4 separate regions of the Homo sapiens genome follow, and all the other regions are linked to region 4. A link is a contact called in ENCODE Hi-C data. All regions are on one chromosome and are shown on one strand. The core of a region is the stretch at or near the end of the contact, and the rest is flanking DNA. Distances in the headings are between cores, read along the strand shown. Region 1 overlaps KLF12 (KLF transcription factor 12). Region 2 holds the start of KLF5 (KLF transcription factor 5). Region 3 holds the start of KLF12 (KLF transcription factor 12). Region 4 holds the start of MYCBP2 (MYC binding protein 2).

Region 1 (7,887 bases), core at 726-3,225, 3.6 Mb before region 4:
CCCAAAAATCCTATGCATAATATTCTTCGCTCCCATTGCCCCATTAATAAAATTAGAATTTAAGCATTCTCTCACCATGCTTAAAAAAAAAAGAAAACAATATCTTCAATTCTCTCCTCAAAATTAGAGGCTGAGTTATGGGGGTAGGGGAAGAGAAGATGGCTACTGTGTCCAGCCAGAGAGCTCAAGAGAGACCTGTTTTCATTATATACGCCCAGTGCCTAGTATTTCATTAAAAAAAACAAAACAAAACAGGAAAGAAAGTCTATAAGTGCTCTCTTTAGACTAGTGAAATTTTAGAAATGGATACCAAAAATTTGAGTAGCTACTGCATTGTGTTTTAACAGGACACTGTATCTTATGTTTGTGCTTTGAAGCAATTTAAAGCACACAATCTTATAAACACATTAAGACAGCAGAAACTAACTTCATGATGAGAGTAAAAAAACTAATTAGAAAGATAATTAAGTTTGTAAGATATCCAGTAGTATGTGTAAATGAGCCCTGAAAGGCTATCATAAAGAACAGAATTGTCTTTTTTGTCTTCTTTCCTTTAAAAACTTGCTAGAAAATAGAAAGCTAAATATAATTTTTAAGAAGTCAGCAGCAGGGACAGAATGGTGAATTTTCCATGAAAATGTTCCTATGAAAAGAGTTGGCTGGGACAATAAATGGAGTCAGACCCCTCCCAGGGCCTGGGCTGCTGCTGCACCTGGGCGACTCTGCATCAGGTTGAGCAGTGGTGATCAGAAACTTGATTTCTATTAATTTCTTTAGAAATAATGCATTTCCCCTAAACTCATTTGAATTAGAATTCTTCAAATTACTTGAATTCTGTAACACACATAAGAGGAATGTGCAAATGTGTTATTCAAAACTATTTTCTCTGGAAATAAGCTAAAAATAAAGACAGCCTACCTACCTTCTTTGCTTCTTTTGTCTAACTCACAAGTACACAGTCAACCTCTTTTGACAATAGTCTTTAAAAATGTGTTTTATGTTTTTCTGAATAATCTAAAGTTTTGACTTTACTTTGATTTGATAATCTTTGATTTTGGTTTCTTATATTAAATCTATGAAAGAGCAAACTTACAGAAAAAGGTATTGTGCATTTCTTTGCCAATAAATCTTAATAAGTTTTTTTTGTTTTTAAGTTGAGACATTACATTTTTGATGTAAAGAGAAAAATCAAAGGACACTAGTTGGGTAACGGGTGGCTAGCTGGGTGATACCATGCCAGTGCTTGGTGTATAGCTTATTAACTTCTAGGTCTTCAATTCTGAAGGGATGGTCTCTATGTCCCATGATAAATCCTTAGGCCACTTCCAGGTTTTGTATTTAAAAAAAAAGAATATGACCATTTTCACCACAACCTGTGCTTCTCCAGTTCTGTGAAAAACCTGGACTAAACTAGGAAAACTTCTGAAAAAGAAACGTGTTAACCAACACTAATAAGAAGAGCATCTGTTTTTTAAAGTGAAATAGTCCTCTAAATGTTAAAAAAGACGACATACCACACACACACACAAAAAAAGGGTGGGGGAGGTGTGGTTGTTATTGTTCATCCTGAAAACTCTGTAACTCCATTTCGGAGTTCATGTTAAATACAACTTTCTATGTATATGCAGCATATAAAAATGTAGGTATTATTTAAATAGACTAAGTGTTCTGGGAAAACAAAAACTCACATCAGGGTTTTGTTTTGTTTTTTCTTGAAATAACCAACTGATGGATTATGAAAACGGCTGTCTCTTTCAATTTTGGTTAAAGAAAAGGATTAAGAGTCACTAAGTGCATTTCCATGACATTTACCCAGCAGAAGGCAGAATAAAGTCTAAAGAAAACACCAGGTATTGAATGGATTCCCAAAACCCACCAAACAAAAATAACTTTTTCAGGTACCTCCCATTTCGCCATCTGAAATGCTGAAAGGTACATGTGTACTGAGACAAAAGACAGGTGCCCTTTCATATTAAAATGACGTGTGAGCAACGCACATAAGAGGAATGTGCAGTTTGAAAAAGCCTGTGTTAAACAAAACATCCATGTTCTCATCAGCTTCTCTATTATTTTCTCAAGCAACTGAAAAGGAACACCTTTTGCAACAGGAAGCACAGGCATTTTCTTAGGTTCAGAAGTGCATTTCTGAAACGTGTCCCTGTTTAACTTTTATAAAGTTACGGGGCCCCAGACACTGACAAATGAGCTTCATTACATTCAAGGCTCAACGTATTTGCTGTGACAATCTGTTTCACTTGAGGAATGGTATTTGCATATGAGGAAAAAAACAAGAATCAAGATTCCTATCTTGTCTTCTGGTTTCTGTTACATTAGTTCATGAAAGTTCACAGAATCTAGATCTGGAAGGAAATTAGGTACCTTCAAGATGAGGAAACTGAAACCTAGAGGCGGGGAAAGAGCTGAGATTACAAGGCCCCTGACTTGTCTGCAGACAGACCAGGCGGCTATACCTCTTCATAGTTTACGGCAGCATACAATACCACAGGTTTTGAAATCTGAAAGAGCACACAGCCATATACAGGCTTAGTCACCTATATGAGATTGATCCAAGGCCAAAAAGTTAAGCTTTCTGAAAGCTTCCCAGTTTGAAAGTTTCCCAGTTTCCTCATCTGTAAAACAGGAATGCCATTTACTCCTGCAGCACTGTTGGGAAACTCAAAAATACACACACTACATACCTGGCAAATAATACCCACTCAATAAAGGATATTTTATATTTACAAAATTCAGGGTATTTCTGTTTTTATAAAGAAATAAAAATAATATAAAGTTAAAAATGGATCCTGTTTGCTATTTTTTCAGCAATTAATTATAGTTTTGGGGTAAGCAGATGCCAATCCTGATGCGATTTTCTTAACATTTTAAAGTATAAAGGTACTTTATAGGCCAAGCAGACCAATCTATTCCATAATGTCCATTTGGTCCTGTCAATTCAATCAAATAAGTAATCAATATGCCAGTCTCCATCCTACTGAATTGCCTGGACTGAATTAATTGGCTATCTTTTTCATTAGGTATTATGAAGACCAAGTGGGTTCCTTCTTTCCTCCTCTAAATAATACTGCATATTCTCTAATAAGTATTGTTGATAAAAATTATATTTGCTAAAGCATATAGTACTTTCCATGTACCATACTTTGCTCTAAGAGCTTTATGGATATTACCTCATTTAATTTTGATAACTTCCTAAAGAAGTCGTTGCAATAACTAACCCCACTTCACCCAGTGTCGTCACCCAGTTAGCATGTGTCTCAATTGCCACTCACCCTGCCTCTCAACATTTTAAATTAGTGCTGTCATAAACCAGGATATCTGGTCAGAACTGGGCACGGAGACTGCAAATGTGAGCTACTACTCACAGGACAGACAATAGTGTTAACAAACACAGGCTAGCCCTTCTCACCCAGAAATCCGATATAAGTGAACTAAAATATCCCATAATAAAAGTGAACTTTAGTGTAAGTAAAAAGTTCAAGGTCAAAAGACAATATTTTATTTGGCTGTTCTGAGTTTTCATTTCTACGTAGTGACCTTTCTTTTCCTATGTGACTGGTTACTTTTTCCTTGGTTTCTTTTGCAGAGACCTCTTCCTTTACCTGTTGCATAAACGTTTCCAAAGATTTTGACTTAACTTCTCGCGTGGCAGGTGTTCCTCTTGGCTCATATGTCTTCCACTACAACCTATAAGGGAAAAGACTCCTAAGCAGCTATACCTCAGTCTCTCTCCTAAGCGCCAGAGAGGGAGACAGGACATTTCCAACTGGTGGTCTGAAAGCATCTTCAATATGAGCAAAACTTGCTCAGCATTTGCCACCTAAACATGTTCCTCTTCCGGTTTTTCTGGAAAAACAGTAATTCCATCTACTCAGGTACCAAATCGTCAATGTCTCCAGTTGGAGAGATTTCTTGGACTCTTCCCTCTGTGTGACTCCCTGCCTGCCCCACTCTGATAATTACATCTGCCAGTTCTGCCTTCTAAAATCTATCCAGCAATCCTCCCAGTTTATCCCCACAGTGGTGGTCTACCTTGCTTTAGGTCCTTTCCACCTTTTACCAGGACCAGTTTCTAATGATTCTGTTTCTCCGTCTTGCCTCCTATGCACACCAATTTATTGTCCATGCTGTAGAGAAAGAAAACTTTTTGAAAGATAATCTGATCATGCCACTTGTTGGCCCCATAGTACCCTGAGACACTCTCTTCACACCACGCTGTGATTGAAGGTTTTCCTCTCTGTCCGACTCAGCAGTGCCGACTCAGCAGTGCCGTACTGTGGATGACTTTGAGCCTTCTTACCACTGTATCCCCAGGGCCTAACACATTAGTGCTGTGTGCTAATAAAGACTTGTTGATCAAAGGAGTGAAACTACTTTAATTTAAATACTTTGTTCTTTTAAAAATAGAACATAGGAGGGTCAACATAAGAGTAATCTATTTTGTGAGACAAAGAGAGTACACTGTTTACATTCTATCTATTCTATAATGTTTTCTTGTCTAATGAATTAGAATACATACTTTTGAAAATAAAAATATATTTGTGAGGTATCATTTAATACTAGTGCCACTTACAGTTCTAGTCTGCAAACAAATATTTTGTTTTAAACCTCTGAAATTAGTAACGTGTGACTGAGCCTTGTATTCTGTTGCTCAAATGAGCATTATTTTAACATTTAAAATATATCTCTTACAATTGTATTATTCTTAGTTATGGAGATTTTTAATTGAATTATCATAAGCATTATGAATCAACATTTTATTTATTTATTTATTTTGAGATGGAGTCTTGCTCTGTCGCCCAGGCTGGAGTGCAGTGGCATGGTCTCAGCTCACTGCAACCTCTGCCTCCCAGGTTCAAGCGATGCTCTTGCCTCAGACTCCTGAGTAGCTGGTACTACAGGTGTACACCACCATGCCCAGCTAATTTTTGTAATTTTAGTAGAGATGGGTTTTGCCATGTTGGCCAGGCTGTTCTAGAAGTCCTGACCTCAGATGATCCTCCCACGTCAGCCTCCCAAAGAGCTAGGATTACAGGTGTAAGCCAATGTGTCCAATCCTATTTTTATATATTCTTTAATGATGAATCTATGTTCTATCAAAATACAATTCCTTATTGTCTTTAATAATTCCATTAAAACCACAAATTTTATATTAGTAGTTAATTTTACCATTTAGGATATGACCAACACTCAAATCTAGTTATTCTTAGGCAGAATGAGAGAAAGTAGAAAGACTGAAGATATTATTATTCCATACCTTTTATATAACCCAGCTTTGATGGATGTATGGATAAAATGAAGCCAGAAGCAAAGGAAGGAGAATGATGTCACAAAGACACGATAAAGATCCCATGGCGGCCGGGTGCAGTGGCTCACGCCTGTAATCCCAGCACTTTGGGAAGCAGAGGTGGGTGGATCACAAGGTCATGAGATCGAGACCATCCTGTCCAACATGGTGAAACCCCGTCTCTATTAAAAATACAAAAATTAGCTGGGCGTGGTGGCACACACTTGTAGTCCCAGCCACTTGGGAGGCTGAGGCAGGAGAATCACTTGAACCTGGGAGGCAGAGGTTGCAGTGAGCCGAGATCGTGCCACTGTACTCCTCTAGCCTGGCGACAGAGTGAGACTCCATCTCAAAACAAACAAACAAACAAACAAACAAAACCAATGGCATCTTTAACTTTGCACTGTCATTGATAATTTATATGCTAACACAAACAGAATTATGAAACACAACTCATTTAGTTATTTATTTAAATGAGGTAATAATGGATAGGTTTAGAAGTCTTTTCTAAATATAGGAAAAAAGATCAACTTATTTTTAATTGATAGGTTTAGAAGTCTTTTCTAAATATAGGAAAAAAGATCAACTGTTTTTTAAATAAAAATAAGGTAAAACTTTTAAAACAAAATTTGTTCAACTATGTACAGAATGGTTGCCTACATTCCAATCATTGTAAATCTTAAGCATGTGTGTCTAAACAGTAACTCTCCATGATAGGTTAAAATGACTCTCTTCCCCATTGATGAAAATAAGTGCTACACCTGCAAAACATTTTGTTACCAATCCAAATTTTTTGTTTTCCTTGTTGGAGGTGGCACTGAAACATGCTTGTCTGCATAGGCAGGTGATGCTTGCTGCATCCCCCCAGTCAGGACCAATGACCCCTTCAGTGCTGCTGTAGCAACCTGCATAGAGCTCGCTCAGGGCTTTCCTATTACGTATTATTTTATATGCTGGATATGTGTGAATGAGGCTGTCTCTCCCACCAGATTTAGGACTCCTTGCTGTCTTCATTTGTACACAGCACCCATTACATTCAAAGAGCTGTGTGCCAAACAAGCACTCAAGAGCAGCCTATTTAATTTTATTTAATGATTAATGCTTTTGGTCCACATCTTCTCACTGGCTTCTAACAAAATTTTAGTAGACTATGGAGAAAGACCACTCTATGTTAATTAAAGCCTTAAAAACAGATTAAAGTCTCTTGCTCTCTCATTACTTTACCGTCCCTGAAGGGCTGATGCTGAACAGGTAGGTACTGCTGGGTAGACATGCATAGGAGCACGGTTCCAGTGAAGAGAGAAGACTCGTAGGTTATCAGCAAACTAGTCTGAGACCAGATATAAGGAAAAGCATAGGCTCGAGAGAAACCAGAGTTTCAATCCTGGCTCTACTGCTTTCCTAATACCTGCCCATGTCCACGTGCCCTAACCTTGCTCCTTTCCAGGGATTTACATGTGTGATGAGTATATGTAAAGCACTCGAAGAGGTATGTTTGTGTTCAAAGGTAAAAAAGAAAACCTGAGATTCACACAAGTAGTTTGTCTAAGTTCACTAACAAGTTAGGGGCCAAAGAGATTGAAACTTTTGTCTCTGGACTTCAAGTTTGGTGATATTTCTATTATATTTTCTAATGTCTCAGCAGTTACCAATATAGCTCATATTCATGAGCTATTTGATCAGGACTTACAAACAACTTACGGGGAGAGGATTTTTCCTTGAAAAATGTCAGTGTGCTCTTAAATGATTTATTATCTTGGCATCACTAAGCACTATGCTTTATCTAACAAGGAACCTAGATGGGGGGGTCTGAAATGGAGCTTTATGTGGAATGAGCTATTTAATTAATGAATACAGATGTGAAGTCATGAACAGCAGCACTCACTCGTCTGAAGTTAAGATCTAGCAACCACAAGCACCTGCGAACAAAAGGCCACCAGGATGCACAGCTGTCACAAAGCCCCTGATTTTCTTTGTAGGAATATCCTCAAACCACTTCAGAATCTCATCCAGTAAATGAAGATGAAGATTCAAATTAGAAGCAAGAAATACTGGAATAGCAGCAAGAAATGATGAGGCAAGTAAGAAAGTGAGAAAAGACAGAATCTGCAATCATTTAGGATCGCTATGTGTGGAGGGGCGTGTGTACATATGTGTGTGTGCATTCCAAATATGTAATCAAATATAATTAATGGAATAAACATGTAATAGTATTTGATATTAATTACAGAGACTTCATTCATCAAGAGAAAAATTATTAAATAATGTGTGGTTTCATAAAGGTAGGGAAGATCATACTCTGGAAACCATTAAATCAGAATTGCTTAATATTTTTAAGTGTCTATATGAATAAACTTCCTTAATGTACAAAATTCAGATATGAATAATTCCTAAGAAATGTGACTACCTTAAGTTTACTAATTTTTAAGGTTAGAGGTGTATGGCTTTCATATGAATTAAAATGAATATTATACAGGATTACCTACTGGGCCTCACAAATTTATCAGAGAACAGTATGTCAATTGGGGATAGAAAATATTTCCAGATTCATTTGAACAGACTATTTTTACATATTGTAATTCCTT
Region 2 (6,889 bases), core at 4,238-6,737, 4.3 Mb before region 4:
TTCATTTAAACTATTTATTCTGATTACAAATGGAATACATAGCAATTGTAGAAAATCTAGAAAATACTGAAAAGTATCCAGAAGTGAATAATGACCCATAATTTTTTTTTTTTTTTTTTTGAGATGGAGTCTTGCTCTGTCACCCAGGATGGAATGCAGTGGTGCAATCTCAGCTCACCGCAACCTCTGCCTCCCGGGCTCAAGTGATTCTCCTGTCTCAGGCGCCTGAGTAGCTGGGATTACAGGCGCACGTCACCATGCCCGGCTAATTTTTTTACTTTTAGTAGGGACAGGGTTTCCCCATGTTGGCCAGGCTGGTCTCGAACTCTTGACCTCAGGTGATCTACCCGTGTTGGCCTCCCAAAGTGTTGGGATTACAGGCGTGAGCCACCGCGCCCAGCAGTAACCTATAATATAACCATCTAACGAGGGCCACCAAAATACATCCATGTTTGGTATTTTCTTTTCATCTTTGTGGGTACATATTTATAAAACCCCTTTCTTTGACTATACATAGCATGAATGTTTTCCCATGTCACTAAATGTTCCTTAATAATAAGAATTTTTCCCCTTTTTTTCCAACTACTCAACTTTTTGGTGGCATAACAGTAGCCATGGTATGGATGTATTGCTTAACTACTCCCCTAATGTTGGACACCTAACCTAGGTTATTTCCAATTTTATTTTAATTTAAATTAATTATTATTATTTGAGACAGGGTCTTGCTCTGTCACCCAGGCTGGAGTGCAGTGGTGTGATCATAGCTCACAGTAACCTTGAACTCCTGGGCTCAAGTAATCCTCCTGCCTCAGCCTTCCAAGTAGCTGGGACTACCGGCATACATCACCATGCCTGGTTAATATTAAACATTTTTGTAGAGATAGGGTCTCACTATGTTGCTCAAGCTGGTCTCCAGCTCCTGGCCTCAAGCAATCCTCCCATCTTAGTCTCCCAAAGGGCTGGGATTATAGGTGTGAGCCACCATGCCTGGCCCAATTTTATATATAAAGATATATGTGTGTGTGTATATATATATATATATGTGTATATATATGTGTGTGTGTGTATATATATACACATACACCTTTCCTAGAAGAGGAATTATCTATCATTTTCAAAGTTATTTACATTTTAGCCTTTTTCATACTTATTGTCAAATTGTCCTTCCCCAAAGTTTTAAAGTTTACACAACCATCAACAGTGTATGGAAGTTAAGGCATGAAGAACTCACATTGCTTTTAGCACTACTTTTACACACTTCATCTATAAATCAACATCTAAAAGAGTATTTCCGTGTGACCCATGCACGGTTCATTTGAGCATTCACAGGGTGTTCCCCACAGCCTGGTACATTACAGCTTTTGTCATAACATGAACAGCAATCGGCTCAAAACACTGCCCATTGTGATGCTGATGATGAGACCTCCCTAATGTTCTAAAAGATTGTTTGGTGTAACCACTTTAGCTCAGACCTTTCTTTTAACCTTGCCTATCATGTTTCGAGTCAGAATTTAAATACTGTGCAGTTTAAGCTACAATACGCTTGGCCTATAACTTGGTTCCAGGCATTTATATTTATGTCACTTTTGTCTACTTATTATACTAACAAGGTGGAAAAAGCAATCCCAGTCTCTCCAAAAGGTAAAACTCTCCTGTTTTTTTGGATATTATTAGAGTTTTAAAATTAGGCTAGATAAATTATAGTACCCTTAGGAATAAGTGCATAAAGGGAGTTTTATGAAATATTTTAAGAAGAACACATTTAAAAATCCAAACTGAAATATAAAATGTAATTTCTTAAGAACTGGAGGCAAGAGACATTACAAAAATAAAATATTAAATTGTTGTCTTAAGACATAATTTTAATTAATATAAATAGAAGTATTTAGTCTTATTTAAACTGCATATTTTTTCATCACAAAAGCAATGAACAGAGCATCTTCTCTCTTGTCTCGTAATCTTTTGAGTCAAAATGCTTTAAATTCCAACTAATCTCAGTTGAAGCTTCTATTTATCAGGCTATTTCCTTAATGACTTTTTTTCTGATGTGTGGCTTTAGGTGGTTGCCATTAATGAAAAAATACAAAGACTACAGATGTGAAATGTTGGAGAGGACAATAATTACAATAGTTTTAAGTTTTCACTGATACAGATTCTAACAGGGGTGTGCAATCAATGACTACCAAAAAGTCACTTTAATTAAATAATCTTACCCTAGAGAAGAGTGTGCTCCCGTATAAAGCTTTATTTTTCATTTTTATTCTTGTTCTTTTTTCTGTGGCCCAAGATCACTTGGCAATTTGATACTGATTTGGCAGAAATAAATATTCTATGAATATTTTTCTACTCAAAGTGAATACAGTTTTGTTGGCTGTGATACTCTATACCTCTTAATTTCAAGCTGTGACGTTTTTGCCAAACAACTGAATTTAGATTTGCCAAACAACTGAATTTAGATATTCCTTTTGCCGTGTCGTTGTGTGAACATTGCCCTAGTGATAGCTTCATATTTCCCTCATCTCATCATTCAGAAGCTATTTATCTATTTTTTTCCACTGCCTCCTTCAAACCCCCTCCCCCAACATTGAATGCCTGTTCAGCCCCCGCATATTCATCCGTATTTATTCCCGTAAAGATAGTGACACTTATGGTTTATTCTAAGACTAAATCTGTGTTGCCCAGTGACTAAGGACTTAAGCATGCACACTGCTTCTATGCTTACCCTCCTACCTAACTTGACTACTCAACATTTTTATTTCATTCCCTCAGAATCCCCTGTTTTGGCACAGTTCAGTTAACACACCACTGCCAGGCCACTAATTGATTTCTGAAACCTGACATTTGTTTTTTGTTTTCTCCTATCTTCCCTAATGGTACAGCACTACTAAGCGGGAAGGAATGCAAAGAACTAGAAAGTTCAAAGTAATTGAGGATCTGTCCATTCACACTGTCTGGCTTCAAGCCAATGTAGAACCTGGAACATTTGAAAAATATTTATCAAGTTTTAACCCTTTTTACTAAGTCGGTGAAACAGGTTTGCAGCTGTAGCATTTATGTTAAAAGCAACAGCAAGGAAACTTGGTCGAACATGTTCTTTATATGTTCAGAATCACATGGCAAATGTCTCCGAAAAGGATTACTTTCCAATTTCCGTACTATTGTACAGTGCTAAGCTAGTTATTTTCTGTGAGACTGCAGAGCAGGGCATTTCAGAGAAACTATTACTTAAAAGTGGCAGCCCTATTTCATGAATCTTTATGCCCAAAATGGAATTTTAAAACCTGCTACTGTATTGGAGCAAAAAGGAATATATTCAGTTACTATAAGAACCCCAACGCTAGCTTCATATCTATATTATGAAAAGTGGAAATATGAAAAATTAACAAGACTAAAAATATTAAAAACTTAGTTGTATGGTTTTTTTTTTGCAATGAAAAAGCTTTTGTAAATGAAAGCATGTTAAAAAGTGGTGTGAAATTATAGAAGCATTTCCAGTAAAATACATGGATTTTATTGCAGTGAAAACTTAGGTTGAAAGACCGGGCCACTGAAGCTCTCGTAAAAAGACAAAAGGAAAGGTCTAGATAGGTTTAAAAGCACATTAAGATACAGCTACCGAATGTATTAAATCTAAGTTAGATTTAGCTTAAAGTTACAAGAGCACAAAAGTTCTATTAAGAATTATCTACATCACATTTAGGTTTGATGTTATCAGAATTAAGTAACTAAAAATCTTTCAAAGCTCAATTTTTTAAAAGAGTTACATTAAATCCCATCCTAATTCTATAATCTGTTTCTAAGCTAATTAATTACATGATAGGTTTTACATTAGAGAAAAGCAGGACAGCTTTTTAAAGATGAAGATGGACAGCATGGGGCTGCTTGGTTAGAGAAAAACTTGCAAAAGCACTTATTAAATAATACTTTGATAACATGAAAGTAGTCATCAGCCATTCTCTGAAGGCAGTGATCACAGCTATAAAAATGAATCATGTGTCAACAGGAAGAGAAGGAAAAGGAGAAAAACCCAGTTTACAGCATAATTTTATATTTTCTAATAATAAATACATTTCTTTATGTGCATATTAATTTTCTACCCATTGAAAATGAGATCCATACCTTTGATAGATACACTCTTTGAAGTGAACGTTTTTATCCAAGACTTTTTTTTAAAGCTGTTTTACTCTGAAGTGATGAATAGGCTGTGGTATATGTAAAACTGTCTAATGGTATATTGTGTGTCAACATATGTACATTTGTAGTAATATCACAGGCATTTTTATTGCAGTTTATTGTTCCGTCCTCCCAATAAGCCAGATAAAATCATGTACAAGAACATTAAGGATTAAGGGAAGTGGTTTCCTTAGGTGATTGCTGGCAAAAATTCACCCTCCCATTATAACAACATAGTAAATGGATGGTAATATATTTGGCTATTACTTTCCAACAAATTTGGATTCCCAGTTTTCAGAGCTGCTCTGTGTCTATGTTTGCGGCTTTTTGATTGTCTCTTCGTAGGAAAAGGTGCCACAATGTGAGGTAAATGTGCTAGGTTTCTGCTTTGTAAATATTAAAGTCCATTTTTTGAACATACAGTGCTAGCAAAAATAAGTCAAAGATGTAATGTCTATTTAAATACACGTTTGAGCTAGTCGTGCTTAAATTAGATTCCATGCTTCGGCTAGAATCAACACGGCTTAAATATTAGAAACTTCAAAATTCATATGGCCCAAGCCCTCCTCCCCACACACGGATGGGAAGTAGAAATGTGTGGGAAAACGTCTAGCAATTAAAATCCTGAAGGAGTGGGAAAAACCCAGGCTTTTATGCAAGGATCTGAAAAAACGCTTGCCATCAAATCTTTTATTCAGGCATTCTGAATTTGCCTTGTTAAACGGATACACTCACTGCTAAAGATACACAGGGACAAGAGCTGTTTTAAATTTGTTTATCACACCGCCCCTAGTTTTCTGCTAAAGAGAAGTACATTTTGGATATTTAAAAGTACACACTCATTAGACAAATCTCTAAAAGCCTCAGCGCCCCTACCTAGCTGCCTTCTGGGTTTCAGCTTTTGAGTTTCAGGTCCTTGCACAACACCTAAGACGTGCAATACTCTTTTTCTTCCTAATCCTGGCAGAGAACAGTGCGAAGAGATCTCCCTCCGCGTCTCCACCCTAATTCCCCCTCTTCCCAGATTCCACCCGCTCCGCTACTTCCCTCCGCCCCCGGCTCCGCCAGCCCAATCTGTCAGAGAAGTTGTGTACAAACTGCGCGGCCGCCCTGCGCGCGAAGCTCGTGGCCCGAGAGGGGTGCGGTCGGGCCGACGGAGGCGGGGCCCTGGCTGCCTCTCTCCCTGCTCATAGGCTGGCCGCTCAGGCCTGGCCGGCCTCGGGGCCTCGGGATTCGCGGCGGCGCTGCCAATCAGGCGATCGGGCCCCGCCCCCCCGGAGTTGGGTGAAATAGAGGCGGGCGTCAAGTGTCAGTAGTCGCGGGGCAGGTACGTGCGCTCGCGGTTCTCTCGCGGAGGTCGGCGGTGGCGGGAGCGGGCTCCGGAGAGCCTGAGAGCACGGTGGGGCGGGGCGGGAGAAAGTGGCCGCCCGGAGGACGTTGGCGTTTACGTGTGGAAGAGCGGAAGAGTTTTGCTTTTCGTGCGCGCCTTCGAAAACTGCCTGCCGCTGTCTGAGGAGTCCACCCGAAACCTCCCCTCCTCCGCCGGCAGCCCCGCGCTGAGCTCGCCGACCCAAGCCAGCGTGGGCGAGGTGGGAAGTGCGCCCGACCCGCGCCTGGAGCTGCGCCCCCGAGTGCCCATGGCTACAAGGGTGCTGAGCATGAGCGCCCGCCTGGGACCCGTGCCCCAGCCGCCGGCGCCGCAGGACGAGCCGGTGTTCGCGCAGCTCAAGCCGGTGCTGGGCGCCGCGAATCCGGCCCGCGACGCGGCGCTCTTCCCCGGCGAGGAGCTGAAGCACGCGCACCACCGCCCGCAGGCGCAGCCCGCGCCCGCGCAGGCCCCGCAGCCGGCCCAGCCGCCCGCCACCGGCCCGCGGCTGCCTCCAGAGGACCTGGTCCAGGTAGGAAGAGCCGCTCCCCTCCCACCGCAGCACTCCCGGGCTCGGGCGTGTCCCGTTGCTGCGACTCGCGGGCGACAGGGGCCGCTCCAGGCTGGGGCGTGCGTCGGGGCGCACCGGAGCCGGTGCTGGGTGGGCAGCCCCGCCCTGCACGCCTGGCCGGGGCCCCGCGTTTCGCTGAGAGTAAATGGGGGGGGGGGCCGGGGGTGGGAAGGATGGAGGGGAATCTGCCCCGGCGGGTCGGCCTGGGAGAGGTAAGAGGGAGGGAACTGGGTGCTCACGCGCACCTTAGTTGTTTTTCTTACACTTGAGGGACGAAACCTTGTACCTTACGCTCAGTTTTACTTAAATTACGCCTTCGCCTGTACCGCTCTCCAATGCCAAGGCATTGGAGCCCTCCCCCCCATCCCCATCGTCTCGGGTTAAGTAGAAACGCAAATTGGGGTGCTGGGGAGAGGTTCCCCAAGGTTTCATACCCGGTGGCTCAACCTGCTTTAGAAGCGATTGCGGGCCGCGTTTGGAAAATGAGAGTTAGGAAAGCTAAGGTTGTGTCGGAGCGCTTATTTTTCCTTAAAAAAAAAAAAAAAAAAAAAAGACCGGGGGTGTTGTTTTCTTCGTGTGCACGTAAATTTCCTCCCGGAGCCGCGTTGAAAGCTGGCAGTTGGCTTTTACACTTGCCCAGCAGCCGAATTAGAGCAACCGCCTGTTTCTTTCGCCCACGCAGGGAGTCATATAGCCCAGAAAAAACTTCCCGGGACTTTTAGCCTGTCCCAAGGAAAAAAAAATTGGAAACATACCCACATGCAAACAGCTGGAAGAGC
Region 3 (6,916 bases), core at 234-2,733, 3.2 Mb before region 4:
TAATGTCGCGGAGGTCAAGTCTGAACCCTCAGAGTGAGCTTCTGAGGCAAGAAGTGGCTCCCAGGCCGGCTCTGCGGGTTCCCGGCCCGGGTGGACGTACAAAGTTGCCCCTTGTCAACTCCGGCCAGGTCCCCCGTAATTGAAAATAACAGCCACCGGCCAGCCCCTGGCTACTTGCATGGACCAGGCACTGTAGCAAGTGACAGTTACACATCATTACGACCAGAGACAATAATGAATGTAGCACCAGGAGCACTATTCATGCCAGCAGTGTCATCTCCGCCTTAACCCCTTCCCCTCCACTCTCTCCAGCGCGCACACACAGCCCACACGGTCCCGGTGCGGAGCTATTCATCCACCCCGCTCGAGGCCGGGGGGCCAACTACTTCCACGAGCCCCCCCTCCCCCCCAAGTTCAGCCCTGGGGTTTTATTTCACATCCTTGGCAACTGTCAGGCAAACACTGCAACCAACAATTCCACTAGGGGTAGAAAAACACTTGCTTAATTCACGTTACTTGATAACTTCTTCTGGAAAAAAAAAATTAGGGGAGGTGGGGAAGAAACCTCCTTCTTTCTTCTCCACGAATCCGACCGACGCTACTTGCTTTGCAACAGCATCGCCCTTCCCCGGCCCCCTCCCGCTTCCCAGCACTTTCCCCCTTTAAGAACACAGACCAACCAAAATGATTTAACTTGAGCAGATGACAGAAGGAAAATAAAACACGTTAAGAGAATACGGTCTGATTTGGGATGGCAAAAAAAAAAAAAAAAGAGGAGGGGGTTGTTTATTTTGATAAGAAACGGAATCGGCACAGACCTGAACAGAAGCTGCAGAGCAGGAGAAATTGTTTTCTTTCCCTCACACAGAGTCCCCCTCTCTCTCTCCCTTTCTCTCTCTCACACGCGCGCGCGCACACACACACACACACTCGCACACACACGGCGTCACCCGCGCACACGCACACGCAGAGCCTCTCAGCGGCTCTCTGCAGTTCTCAGGAAATGAATGGGGGGCAACCCGGGGAACTGTTGTACTTGCAAATGACTTACCCGGATCACATGATGCGCTAAATGTAGGGTGGGCCGGTGGGTGGAGGCTGCCGAGTTGCGAGCCCCGGTCTAGTGTGGGGAGCCTCGCCAGGCCCGCATCGAATTACCCCGGGGCCCAGCCGAGGGGGTTGCAGGACGCCGCTTCTCCTCCCTCGCAGCCCGCAGCTCAGGAAACCGGAGAGGCGCTTGGGGTGGGGTGGGGTGGGGTGCTGTGAGGGGGGGGGCCGAAAACAAGAAACCCCCAAACAAAAGAGCTCCGGGTCCTCCTCCCCAGAAACAAAGCCCCGCCGCTGCCGGCGAGCCCCGGGGTGGGGCCGAGGGCGGGGGCGGCGGCGGGGAGGGGCTCGCTCAGCAGGCGCTAAGTCGCTTTATTGCCATAAAATGGGGCCCCCGAGCCGCTCCGCCCGAGGATTAGGAGGCGGGCTCTGAGTGTGATGGTTGAAATCCCCTGTGGGAAACTAACCCCTCCCCGCTCGCAGAGGTAGAAGGCAACACCCACTGCCCGGCCCTCGCCTCCCCGCCCGGACCGCCGGGCTGGGTCCGCGGCGCCTCCACCCCGCCCCACCCCGCCCCACCCCTGCCCCCGCCCTCCGGCCCCGGGCCTCGGCAGCGCTTCCCTTTCACCTGCACCACTTTGCTGCGGCACCCCAAATAACCCACACATGGCCCTGGGAGCTCGGGGAGTCGTCGGCCGAGGGGGCCCGCGGGGGCTTGCGGCGGGAGGGACCCCTGGAGAGCAACTCGCTGGGCAAGGACTCGCGCCGAGCCGCGAGAAAGTCTCCTCTTTTGTGTCAGAGCGCGCCAGACAGGCTTAGGAGAATTCGGGGACCCAAAAAGCGTGCAGCCCGCTTGGGCCCCCACCCCTCGCCGCACCCGCCCGGGTGGGGGCGCGCAGTGGAGGGAGGGGGCTGTCGCCCGGGTCGTCCCCGCGGCTCGCCCGCCAGCGAACTTGGAAAGGTGTGGGCGGAGCCGGCCGGGACTGTGGGGCAGCTCGCGGGGACCGCCCCTGGGCGCCGGGCATCGCCCGCGCCGGGCAACAATGGGGTCAGGCAGGGGCAGCCCCGCGGGCGGTGCCCCCCGCGCGCCGGTGGGGCGGGCGGAGGGCCGGGCGCGGCAGGCAGGGGAGTCATTGTTTGGGTTCCGGAGCGACGCACGTTGCGGGCGAAGCGGGGGCGCCCCTTTTCCCTGCGCTTCACCTTGGCGGGATGAATGGGGGCGAGGCGGAGATGCGCGCCTGGCCTCGCCACCCCAGCGAAGGGGCCCCTGCCTGCGCCAGTTCTGTGGGAAAGCACGCAAACTTGGAGGACTGGGGCAGAGGAAGCGGGATCTGCAGACCCCCGCGGGGCCCGGGGGCGGCGGGGAAGGGAGTCCAGCTCCACTGCCCCACGCCCAGAGCGGAGCCCCAAGAAGCGGACGGCCCGGAGCCGAGTCCTTGACGCTCTCCCCGGCAGCCCCTCCCTCCCCGCCTCCGCGCCCCGGGGAGCGGATCCGCGGGATTGTGGGGCGGGAGAGGGAGGAGGCGGCCGGGCGGCCCTGCAGTTCCCGCGGCGGCTCGGAGGGCGCGGGGTCAGCGCCGAGCCGGAGGGTCGGCGGGGGCGGGGAGCAGACGGGGCGGAAGCGGCCGGGCGGGCGGGGCGCGCGGCGGACGGAGGCGGGAGGCTGTGGGCCCGCCTCCTCACCATCCTAGGTGAGCGCGGCGCTCCGGGCACGACAGTATTCCCCTGCCCCGCGCCCCCGGCCCGGCCCGCCCCGCGTGGGAAATCGCCAGGGCTGTGGGAAGGCCGGGAAGGGGAAGTTTGTGTGCAGAGAGAAAGCTTTGCTGTACTGTGGCGTGGAGTGGGGTGGGAAGAGAAACAAGGGAGAGGCCGAGAAACAGGAAATGAGAACGAAGGCACGAATGTGAGCCAGGGCCAGCTGGGCTCCCCATCGGTGTGGCGGTTTCCAGCCACTTCAGGCGCGGTGTGCGTTCCTAATGACAACAAAGGCGGCGTCTGCCTGGTGCGTTCTCTGCCTCTTGCCACTCCTAGGTTCTGGGGAAAATGGGATGGGTGGTCCAACCTAGAGGAGGGGTCCCACAGCCTAAGATGCGTCTTAGGAAGGCAGCAGGATTCAGAGGAGGGGTCTGTCCTGGTCTTGAGGTTTCGAAGAGGAAGAAATGTCTGAAATTTGTGGAGCACTGCTCGAGTGAAGTAGCCTCAGCGGCGGGAGCGGGAAGGCGCGGGCGCAGCGAGGGCGTCGGGAACCCAGTGGGACTCGGGGGTGAGGGGTTGGTGGTTGCTGCGGTGCGGTCTCTGTTCCGGGGAATGCAGCCGCAACTCCCACTCCCTGATCCGATCCTGGGCCTAGGGTAAACAGCCCCTTACACTCCACTACACCCGGATGGAAACGACGTGAAAACACAAGTTTGAAAAGCAGCAGAATATCAACAACTGCGCAGGATTTCAACGAGAAACTTGCCTCTACTAGAATCACTGTGAAGTTTCCCTCTAGGTGGGGCAGGGAGTGAAGGAAGGGAGTTTCACTGTAAGGGTGGAAGGATGCTGTAAGAAATTATGTCATCGTGGCAGTTCTTGTACTAACAGCTCTTTCTCGAGTGAGCTGAGTGGCGGATAGACCATAAATATATTCTATAGCGAGTGCTTCTGCACGTGGAAAAGCAAACTGCACTGCCTTCCTATGGCATAAGCCACGGGCTTGTTAGGAGAGTGATGAAAGATAGAAAACAAACTACAAGAATCCATTCCAGAGGGATAAGGAAACTAGGGGTAGGTCAAGGTTAGTATCTAGAGTCTGGATACCCTGTGTGGTTAAAAAAAAAAAAAAGTACATCAAGCATTGGGGGGAAAAGATGCAGATTTTAAAAATTGTTGACAGATATGGAGTAGAAATCTTAAGGCAACTTCCTAGCTATGAAAAGGAAAAGGAGAAAAGAGAAAAACAGGTTTAGAAGAGAGAATCACTTCATTGTGTGGACTTGGGGTGCGTGTAAAAGAGCAAAAACATTTGAAATAATACAAAGCATGGATGATAACGGAGATCACTAGAGGAGTGTGTGTGTGTACACACGCATGCGTTTCCAAACTAGTTCATGTAATTCTATCTCCATATAGAATTTAGATTTAAAGAAAAGTAAGGTGTGGACGGAAGGGAAGAAGATAGGGAAAAGTACACTACCTTGGCAAAGGTGCGGATTTTTAATGTTTAGACCTTTTTCCTCTCTACCTCTGTGTTTGCAGAGATGTGAAAAGTCAGAAAATGTAAAGATGGCAAATTTATTTCATCCTTAATTCAAGAGGACCATGTAAAAGAATGTGTAGCGAGAAAGTACGGTCATAGAATTTGGGGGTTGAAAGTATCTGTCGAATCCAATACTATGTGGCTTCAATCCTGTTTAAAACCAAGATGATTTTGATAAAGAATGATAACCCATTTCCCTAACTATATATAAAAACTTCATTTACTTAGTCTTAGATAACCAAAAGAAGGATGAATTATGAACAAAGAAGATAAAGTTGGGTATTCTTAATTTCTTACACATAACGCATGCATTGAGTTTCTTTTACCTAACACATTGTCCAGAAAAGAAAACCACACCCAAACACCCTCAAAGCAGATAAAATATCTAATTCAAACAACAGGAAAATTTACAATTAGAAATAATGTTAATGTAAAAGTAAGTGTTACCTGCCCACAAACTTTTTGCCAGCTCTTCTTATACTCAACCAGTGGTGATACTGTCTTTGTAAAATTAGTGGTTAGAAAAATCTTTTTTTATTTTTTATTTTATTTATTTATTTATTTATTTTGAGACGAAGTTTCGCTCTTGTTGCCCAGGCTGGAGTGCAACGGCGCGATTTCGGCTCACTGCAACCTCCGCCTCCCGCGTTCAAGCGATTCTCCTGCCTCAGACTCACAAGTAGCTAGGATTACGGGCATGCGCCACCACGCCTGGCTAATTTTTGTATTTTTAGTAGAGATGGGGTTTCTCCATGTTGGTCAGGCTGGTCTTGAACTCCCGACCTCAGGTGACCGCCTGGGCCTCCCAAAGTGCCGGGATTACAGGCGGGAGCCACCGCGCCCGGCCAGAAAAATCTTTTACAGTATTAAGAGCATTACTTATACCTCACCCAGATTTATCTAAGGTAAAAACTCTGTTCAATATCTGTGTACATTTAGAGATTGTAAGGCTTTGGATTAGTGAAACCATAGATGATTTAGCACTAATACGATTTCAAGGAATAGGGTAGGAATGAAGTCCCTTTTAGAGGTAAAAGCTATGTTGAAAGATTAGAATTAACTAGAAAGGAAAATAAAGCTGATTTCCAGAACTCTGAACAAATTTTAAAATACAATCTTGATTTTTTTCCTAAGGCCGAAAGTGAACATGTACTGTTAGGTTTTCAAGCCTCTATTTTTCATATGTCATATCTTGGCAATAATGTGCAGCAAAGGGGAATTTTCCTGTTCAAGTATGAGAAAGTGAGAAAGACATGTAAAAGCCTTCCTATAACTGCAAACAGCTGGTGATATTATGTGATTACTTGGTAAACAACATGTTTTGATTTGGGGGATGAGCTGTCTGCAAATTAGGGGGAAAATGCCATTTCGTAACTTTGTTTTATTGCAATCAATACAGTTTTCGGTCCTTCTAGTTTAAATATCTTCATCACATCTTCAGATGTGTCTTCTTTTCCACCTTCCTCCAGTCACTTTCATGCAGGCCTTTTCCAGACTCACCTCCACTATCATGTCTGCTTCCCAGCTCTGAGCTCTGCATCTAGCCCCCTTTCCCTCACATGCACTAATTATAACATATCTGTCTTTACAAAGCCAAGTTGGCACAAATTAGTTACAACAAAATACTGTGACACATAAAGGCCCCACTTCCATATTCATACCTCATACTTTCCCCTCCAGCCTGGGCACACACCTTGCGATGATCTTCCTCTGTCTTCTCTGGAATCCTCTAAAAACGATTCCTGCATACCCCACATACATGTATACATATCCATCCTCTCACCAAAAAGTTATCTTTCCCTTCTTGGAGCTTCTTGTGGTATAATGGAAAGAGTGCTTCAGCTGCTGACTAGCTGGGCTTTCATCTTCTTTCTGATTCTCTATTTTTCCACCTACTTAAATAACATTTTCCCCACATTGAAAGATTAAGATTTATTAGATGCTTACCTGCGCCAATGGGAGATATACTGGCCCAAGTAAGCATCCAATAAATGTTGATTCCCTCATTTATTCTTCAGGTTCTCACACCTTTCTACTTCCATGAAGTATTGTTGGCTCACCTATTACATGTAACCCCTCTCAGAACAAGAGCTGTACTTTAATCACCTATTTAGCCTTTCTTTTACCCTCACACTGTTTTGCACATAGTAGGTGATTAATGAATGCTTCTTGAATCAATGAAACAACTATAATATATAAACATAGAATGATATACGTTAAAACACAATTTAGCAGAAAACTTGAGTTTCCATTTGGGTGCACATATTGAAAATAACAAAATTCTGCAATGTGTCGGTAAATACCTTTTGAACATTAATTCTGGCAGTGTTCCTCAAGCAACCTTCTTCTAAGTAGAAGTTTTTATATAAATATAATACATTTGGAGCATTCCATTTTCTCTTTCATATGGAATTGTTTAAAAATTATTCAATTATATTCCTCTTCATTTTTTATTAAAATTAGATAGCATTCTACTGTGTTAGATTAAAAACATTCAATTTTTTAATACCAGAAGGAAAATTCACAGCAAATTTGTTTTAAAAAAAATGACATTTGCAAATTTTGAGGTTATAAACATTAGAGCTGTAAAGTAATAAATAATCTGCATTTTAAAATATAATAAATTGA
Region 4 (7,224 bases), core at 323-2,822:
CCAACTGAACATCTACATCAAGGAAGCTGAAGGTGTAGCCAACCCAAGTAAAAGAGACAAATCTACGCGCTATTCAGATTTTCTAGCTAGTGGCAGTTGAACGCTGTACCAGCTGTCATATTCTGAAGTTCTGCAGTTTTCCCCTTTTCCCTACAAAACCCTCTCTACTCTAAAGCCTGTAAGTAACAGAGGAAATCGAACAGAGGATGAAGAGAAATGGCCGATGGGACATCAGATCACAAGAGTAACTGCAACCTCATTTCTAGAAGACCAAAAGGCCCGGTTATCAAAGTACAGCTCTAAAAATCTCTATCAGACACCTTTCGCATCCACACAGATCTCCATCTGCGTCCCTTATTCATAAATCTTTTTAAAGCAAACCTCACGCCTATCCCTCGGGCCTGCTTATCCAAAACTCAACCAATCTATACCATGACTCCTCTTGGTGAAAGGCAGATTGAAGGGAGGTGGAAAGGGCTGGAAGGAATGTCATGGGAGAGGCGGCACGTGCAAATAACATTGCGGCAGAGACACTGAAAACGCCACTTCCCTTGCCACTGTTGCAATTCTCTTCGTGTATCATCCTCTTACCCTCTCTACCCATGCCACCTCCTACCTCAACGATACACACACGTGTCACAGCCGACCAGCACCATCGCCTTTTCCAGCATCACAGGTTCCCCTACCACCCCTCACTATCCCCCCACATAGGCAGGCAGACACACACACACACACACACACACACACACACACACACACACACGAGAAACTGCAGCCACCGCACCCTCCTATCTCGATAAGTGCTCCTGCCAACAGACATCCAGAGCGGACTGAAAGCTCAATAAATGCGCAGGTACACACACGCAAGCACACACACACGCGGGTGCACGCGCGGCATGGGGCGCAAGGAAGGGCGGCATGGGGCGCAAGGAAGGGCACCCTGGGGACGCACCTGGAGGCTGGGTGTCCAGCGCTGCCGCCCCCCTGGTCCCTGTCATTGAGCGCAGCGGTATAAATCCTCCGGTAGCGGTCGGCCAGGGCCCGGCCTGACAGCAGCAGCTGGTAGTGACCCCGGGAGTCCGCGGCGGGTAGCCCCAGCCCCAGCCCCGCAGCAGCCACGGAGCCGTCGGGAACCGGCATGAACAGCGCCCCCGGCGCCGGGGAGGAAGAGAAGGTGGCGGCTGGGTAGAATCCGTCCCCGCCGAGCCCCGAGGAGGCGGCGGCGGGGGAGGCAGTCGCTGCGCACATCATCATCCTCGCCGCCGCCGCCGCCGCCGCCGCCTCGTCCCCGCGGGCCGGGCGGGCAGACACGCGCGCGCACACACAGCCCTTTTCCAACGACGACGGCTCCGGCGGCGGCCTCTGGCTCCCGCAGCAGGGAGACTACAAAGACAGCGACCTCCTTCTCCTCCTCCTTCTTCTCCTCCTCCCCCCCGCGCCGCCCTCGCCGCTACTGGGGCCGCTCATCTAACCCCGCCACCCCGGGAATGTGAGGAGGAGGCGGTGCCGCCACTGCCGCCGCCACCACCGCTACCACCGCCACCACCGCCGGGGCTACCCGCAATGGGAAGCTGCCGGCCTCACAGAGCATGCGCCACTCCTCGCACATGCTCAGTAACTGCCGCCCCTTTTCCTCCCCACCCCCTCTCCGCCACCACTCCCTCCGCCTCGGGGCTTTGGGTTTGGGGCTGTTGGGTTGTGCGGAATCTGAAGTAGTCCACTTCTCCGGGTTTTACTGGCAGCTTGAAGAAGAGTAAGGAAAGTGCTGGGGAGGCTGTCAGCTACTGACGTTCGACTTCAGGTTCCCTCCAGGTGGAAGAACGAGGACCAGAAAGCAAGGGGGAACGTGCCCATCGCCAGAGGAGGAGTGGCACGCTCTTCTGCTACCTCTTCTCCAAGGCTCTGCTGCCAACAGGAAGATTTACTGTGAATTGTGCTGGTTAATTCAGAGTTTAAGGCAGAGAAAACCATCCCAATTAGAAGTGCCTTTAGCGATCTTATTTTATATGGTTTTTGTCATTAGGATTTACGCTTGTTTAACACAGCTTTTACTTACAAAGACAGGTAGTAATCTAGCACATTCTTTTTTGTGTGTGAAAGTATTTTGTGTGTGAAAGTATAACAGATAGGCTAGTATTCACAAGCCAGAGTCATTCCCAAATTCTTGTTCTCAACGGAGCAATAATATTTTTTAAATTACTCTTTTTTATTGACTCCTCACTCACCTAAGAGTGCACTTTTATCTCTTGGCAGTGGTCATTTAATGGTTTATTTTTTTCTGCCCAAACTTACATTTTTAAAGATAATTCTTGAATGCGATCTGAAACAATAATTGTGACGGAGACTGTATAGCGTCTGAAAATGTCAGATCCATCACATATCTTGTTGTTGTCTATAAAAAAGTAACATTTGCTCAGTCCTTTGTTCCAAGCTAACCTACGAACCCCATCTAAGTATATGCTCTAGAAATATACGTGCCAATGCACTTTGATTCCTACTACGTTTTATCCTTTGACTCTCAATTTGAAGAGTTTCCTAATTTACAGTCCTGACAAAATAATTTATAAGTTCTGTCATCCCAGTACTGTATCTTTCATCTATGTACTAGTTCTTATATCTGTGCCTCTTCTTCGGATGGCCTTCTCTTAAAAAAAAATAAAATAAATGTTAAAAAATCCTCCTTAGTGTTTGAGAAGTGCAAACAACAAGGAATAGGAAAGTAAATTAATTCTAGTTTTAGGGTGGAAGGTTGCTGAAAGCAATGCATTTTTTTCTGAAGCTTTAAATAATGGATGGATTTCATTTAGTTTTTTTAAAGATAATTAGCAGTGGGATAAACATAGGAACAAAGGACAAGACATGTGGAATCATAGTATTTTAGTACTGTAATTAGCCCTGTTAAGTTTTTGTATTTGTCTTGTTTCCTTACCTAAGTTCCTTCAGAGCTTGCTGCTTTTGTGTCTCCTTCAGCCACTTCAGGACTTTGCATGTAGTAGGTATCCAGTAAGTATTTATTAGACTAAATTTCTATCCTAATGCTTCAGCACAGTTAAAGACCTCAGTGTTGACCAGGCAGCCCCTAACCCTGGAGTGAGAACCAAGACAATGGTGTAGAGGCAGCTAAATTCTAAGAATTCTAAGGCCTGACAGGTAAGCAATGAGAGGGCCCATTACTATTGCAAGACCTAGCAGGGTAGCTAAAAGGCTCTGAAATCAGACAGCCCTGGAATTGGATCCTGACTCTGCTACTTAATACTTGTCTGGCTTTGGGCAAATTATCTCCTCTGAATAATGCTCAAAAGAATACCCACTACATGAGATTGAGGGAGGACTTAAAGGATCTAGGATGTCCAACTTGGCACATGAATTTTCACAAATGGTAGCACATACTAAACAAAACACTAGGTTTTCCGTAGGGTAGCAATGGTGTCTGTTCAACCATCACAGGCTCCTAGCACAGGGTCTAGCCCTGAACAGGAGGGAAATAGATGTTGGCTGAATGAATGAATGTTGCTTGCACAGAAAACATTTACAGCGCAGGCTCAGGTGGTGGAATGTGCAGTCACTGCCCATTTAGAGTTTCTAGTGGACATTGACCCGCGTGGCTGCCCTGGTCTCCGGGCTCTTCCCACCATTCATTAATTTCGCTTCAATCTTTACTGCTGTTCAGTCCCAGACAGGCCCCTACGGAGCCTGATGGGTACACTCAAAACCCGGAAACTGGATAACTTGCTAAGAAGCCCGATGTCATTGAGCTGCGCAACTAGGCGTGCGCAGAGTCGCACACATGCTCACTTAGGTATCCGAGAGTGGCATTTCTGTTGCGGTTGGCAGCGTTTCCTTCCACGGCAGCGGCAGCGGTCGCTCTCCTCAAAATTGATAGCCAGTGCAGCGTTTTTTCTCCTCCTCCTCCTCTTCCTGCCTCCGCACGGCGCGCTCCCCGGTCCCTGCAACTGCCACAGCTACCGCCTTGGCAGCTGGGCAACTTGGAAGGCTCCCCTGGGATGGCGGGGGAGTGGGGCGCATGCCAGAAAGAAAAAGGCATTTGGAGTCACCCTTACTTCTACTGTCAAGGGGACGTGAAGGAGAGTGTGGTCACAAGTCGCGAGGGTCGCCTGAACCGTCGCTGCAGATCGGAGACGTGGGTTTCTGGCAGTATGCAAAGCAAGCGTCCCCTCCCGCCGCTCCTGCGAGCTCTACTACCGAATGCCTTACGCAGCCCTTGTGTTTGGGGAAAGAGGGGGACCTATACAGAATGAAAAAACACAGAGGGCTTTGCTTTTCTTTCCCCACCCCACCGAGCTCGGCCCCCGTGCTTTCTGCGCTGCCATCTTAGTTCCTCCAGCGGCCGGGCTGGGCGTGTGTGCATTTGTGTGTACAGGGAGGGCTGCAGCCGGGGGGCGTGGGGGCCGCCTGGGCGGCTTGGGTGTCGGAATGGGCTAGACAGCAGTTCACCCACGACACATTCGCCCTCAAAGAATAGCATTGAACTACGGCAAATCCTGCCTGTGCCCATTTTATTACGGGCGTAGTATGTTTTATTCTTTGTGGTTGGTATGCTCATTTCGCAAAAGAGATCTCTCTGTCCTGTGCCCATGTAATAAGACTATGGCTTCATCTTTCCCCTTGTGATCACAGATTTAGTCGTTCTTTTCCACTTAACATTGCAAACCTGGACCACAGTTTTTTGAACTCTTATCACATTTACATTTTTCCTACTCTCATCTTTAACGATTTTGTTTTTAAAGGAAGCTACCCGTGCTGATGTAGTAAATAACAGGGCAGGAACCATAACGTGTATATAAGAGGACAGATTAGTGTTGTTTCATTTAAAGGGTTAATATTGTACTAAAGCTACAAGACTACAAACACAGGAAGTATGTATATTATTAGGTACATCGAGACTGCTGAAAATGCTGTGGTAAAGTCTGCGTTTGTTTCCTGGATTTGTACAACAATGTATTGGGGAATTTAAAAACAAAATTGGTAGCTGAGAACAATTTGGGAAAAAAAAAAGAAAAAGCTTAGGCTTGAAGAGTGAAGACATGCTTTACTCTTCAGTGACCTTCTCTTTTTAAGGGTAATAAGATAGTGCATTCTTGACAAATATATTGCACTTTAAAATAAAGTATATTTCATAGAATATATTTAGTACTCCAAGCTGAAGGGAAAAATTCAACATGGCTATCGAAATTATTTTAAACATAAATTACATATTGCATCCCCTGGCTATCTTAACCTCATGCTTTAAACAACTATATTTTTAGGGCCTTGGGATATTCAGTAACTTGTAAGCATGATGAGTTAATGTTTTTCTTTTTTATTCATGGTAGTTTTAAAAGATGTAAATTATATGTCCAAGTTTTCCCACATCCAAAAATTTAGGTTCCAGGGATCCTAAGTTATATATTGACATATATTGACATTTTCATCCGTGAAAAATTATCCTAAAATATATTAGTATATGTTTTTTAAGTATGTGAATTCAATACTATATATCTGAATGCAAATCACATTCTTTCAAAATCTCATTGTTGTGATGCATTTAGCCTAGAGGATGTTTTCACAACTGATGTAGAAAGTTATATAAAGTATAATTGTCCTAAAAACAGAAAGTTTAAAACTATAGCATTTCAACCTTGAAAACTTTAGTATAGTTTATAAGTTATTAGATTAATCTTTTTTAAATTTTGTTATTACTTTAAAATTTTTTTGTGGGTACATAGAAGGTGTATATATTTATAGGATGCATGAGATATTTTGATACAGGCATGCAATGTGAAATAAGCACATGATGGAGAATAAGGTATCCATCCCCTCAAGCATTTATCTTTTGAGTTACAAACAATCCAGTTACATTCTTTCAGTTATTTTAAAATACACAATTAAGTTATTATTGACTATAGTCACCCTATTATGCTATCAAATAGTAGGTCTTATTCATTCTTTCTGATTTTTTTTTTTTGTACCCATTAACCATCCCCATCTCCCCTCCCCAAACTCCTCATGACTCTTCCCAGCTTCTGGTAACCATCCTACTCTCTATGTCCATAAGTTCAATTGTTTTGATTTTTAGATCCCACAAGCGAGTGAGAACATGTGATGTTTGTCTTTCTGTGTCTGGCTTATTTCACTTAACATAATGATCTGTAGTTCAGTCCATGCTATTGTAAATGACTGGATCTCATTCTTTTTATGGTTGAATAGTACTCCATTGTGTATGTGTGTACCACGTTTTCTTTATCCCTTTATAGGGTGATGGACACTTACATCAATAAGTTTGCTTCCAAATCTTGGCCATTGTAAACAGTGCTGCAACAAACAGGAGCGCAGACATCTCTTCTATATACTGATTTTCTTTCCTTTGGGTATATACCCAGCAGTGGGATTGCTGGGTCATATGGTAGCTCAATTTTAAGTTTTTTGAGGAACCTCCAAACTGTTCTTAATAGTGGTTGTACTTATTTACATTCCCACCAACAGTGTTCAAGTGTTCCCTTTTCTCCACATCCTCGCCAACATTTGTTATTGCCTGTCTTTTGGATAGAAACCATTTTCTTTGTTGTTGTTTGTTTGTTTTTTGAGACAGTCTCACTCTGTCACCCAGGCTGGACTGCAGTGGCATGATCTCAGCTCACTGCAACCTCCGCCTCCCGGGTTCAAGCGATTCTTGTGCCTCAGCCTGCCAAGTAGCTGGGATTACAGGCACGCACTGCCGCACCTGGCTAATTTTTGTATTTTTAGTAGAGACGGGGTTTCACCATGTTGGCCAGGCTGGTCTCAAACTTCTGACCTCAGGTGATCCGCCCCCTCTTGGCCTCCCAAAGTGCTAGGATTAGAGGCGTGAGCCACCGCGCCTGGCCATAAGCCATTTTTAACTGGCGTGATATTAGATTGATCTTTATTACTAAAATTAAATAGTAAGAGGATAATTGAAATTCTCATGTAGAATAGCAACTATGTCATATTAATGTTTCTTTTAAATATATTTAATAGGGTTATTGCCAAATCCAGATAACCTGATATAACTAAATGGCTCTAAAATGACTATATTAGTCATGGTCTTTTTTTTCAAAGACTTTTACCTCTTTCATGCTACATCTTCTCATCAGTAAAGTGAATAATAATAGCACCTACTTCATTAGATTATTTGAGGGTTAAATTAAATAATCTGTATGACTTACTTGCTTAACATACTACATAGCAGGCCATAGCTATTATTGT

What was found. Hi-C counts contacts between places; a loop is a spot of excess contacts on that map. Pooled maps may share reads with other maps.
Region 1: a loop to region 4 is called in a pooled map, with 6 times the contacts of the local background. The contact joins the enhancer-like site here to the promoter of MYCBP2 in region 4. A Hi-C loop is called at or near these places in 3 of 50 pooled maps.
Region 2: a map of gastrocnemius medialis shows a loop between it and region 4 (13-fold over the local background). The contact joins the promoter of KLF5 here to the promoter of MYCBP2 in region 4. A Hi-C loop is called at or near these places in 2 of 168 maps with a recorded cell type or tissue (CD4-positive, alpha-beta memory T cell and gastrocnemius medialis) and 9 of 50 pooled maps.
Region 3: a map of CD8-positive, alpha-beta T cell shows a loop between it and region 4 (16-fold over the local background). The contact joins the promoter of KLF12 here to the promoter of MYCBP2 in region 4. A Hi-C loop is called at or near these places in 2 of 168 maps with a recorded cell type or tissue (CD8-positive, alpha-beta T cell and naive thymus-derived CD4-positive, alpha-beta T cell), 3 of 37 single-sample maps with no recorded cell type and 15 of 50 pooled maps.

Annotation. Positions count from the first base shown.
Region 1 is chr13:73,700,501-73,708,387 of GRCh38, forward strand. All of the region lies in intron 7 of KLF12 (KLF transcription factor 12), which reads right to left. Among named protein-coding and RNA genes, the nearest start is that of LINC00393, 43 kb to the left of the region's middle. Within about 2 kb of position 1,976, at least 5 of the 41 ENCODE cell types and tissues checked have a DNase peak (open chromatin) inside an H3K27ac peak, as active enhancers do.
Region 2 is chr13:73,053,518-73,060,406 of GRCh38, forward strand. It overlaps KLF5 (KLF transcription factor 5), which reads left to right and starts at 5,488. Exons shown (of 4, transcript NM_001730.5): 1 at 5,488-6,071. The coding sequence starts at 5,811. RefSeq lists silencers at 5,232-5,841, 6,162-6,251.
Region 3 is chr13:74,132,921-74,139,836 of GRCh38, forward strand. It overlaps KLF12 (KLF transcription factor 12), which reads right to left and starts at 1,484. Exons shown (of 8, transcript NM_001400136.1): 1 at 1,052-1,484. RefSeq lists enhancers at 1-141, 172-221 and a silencer at 1,231-2,980.
Region 4 is chr13:77,325,522-77,332,745 of GRCh38, forward strand. It overlaps MYCBP2 (MYC binding protein 2), which reads right to left and starts at 1,573. Exons shown (of 83, transcript NM_015057.5): 1 at 953-1,573. The coding sequence starts at 1,254. LOC127898562 reads right to left here and starts at 1,467. Exons shown (of 1, transcript NM_001414702.1): 1 at 1,384-1,467. The coding sequence starts at 1,467. The coding sequence ends at 1,384. It overlaps LOC107984564 (a long non-coding RNA gene), which reads left to right and starts at 1,524. Exons shown (of 2, transcript XR_001749930.2): 1 at 1,524-1,614; 2 at 1,743-2,677. RefSeq lists enhancers at 1-52, 1,723-2,052, 4,074-4,153 and silencers at 993-1,112, 1,153-1,532.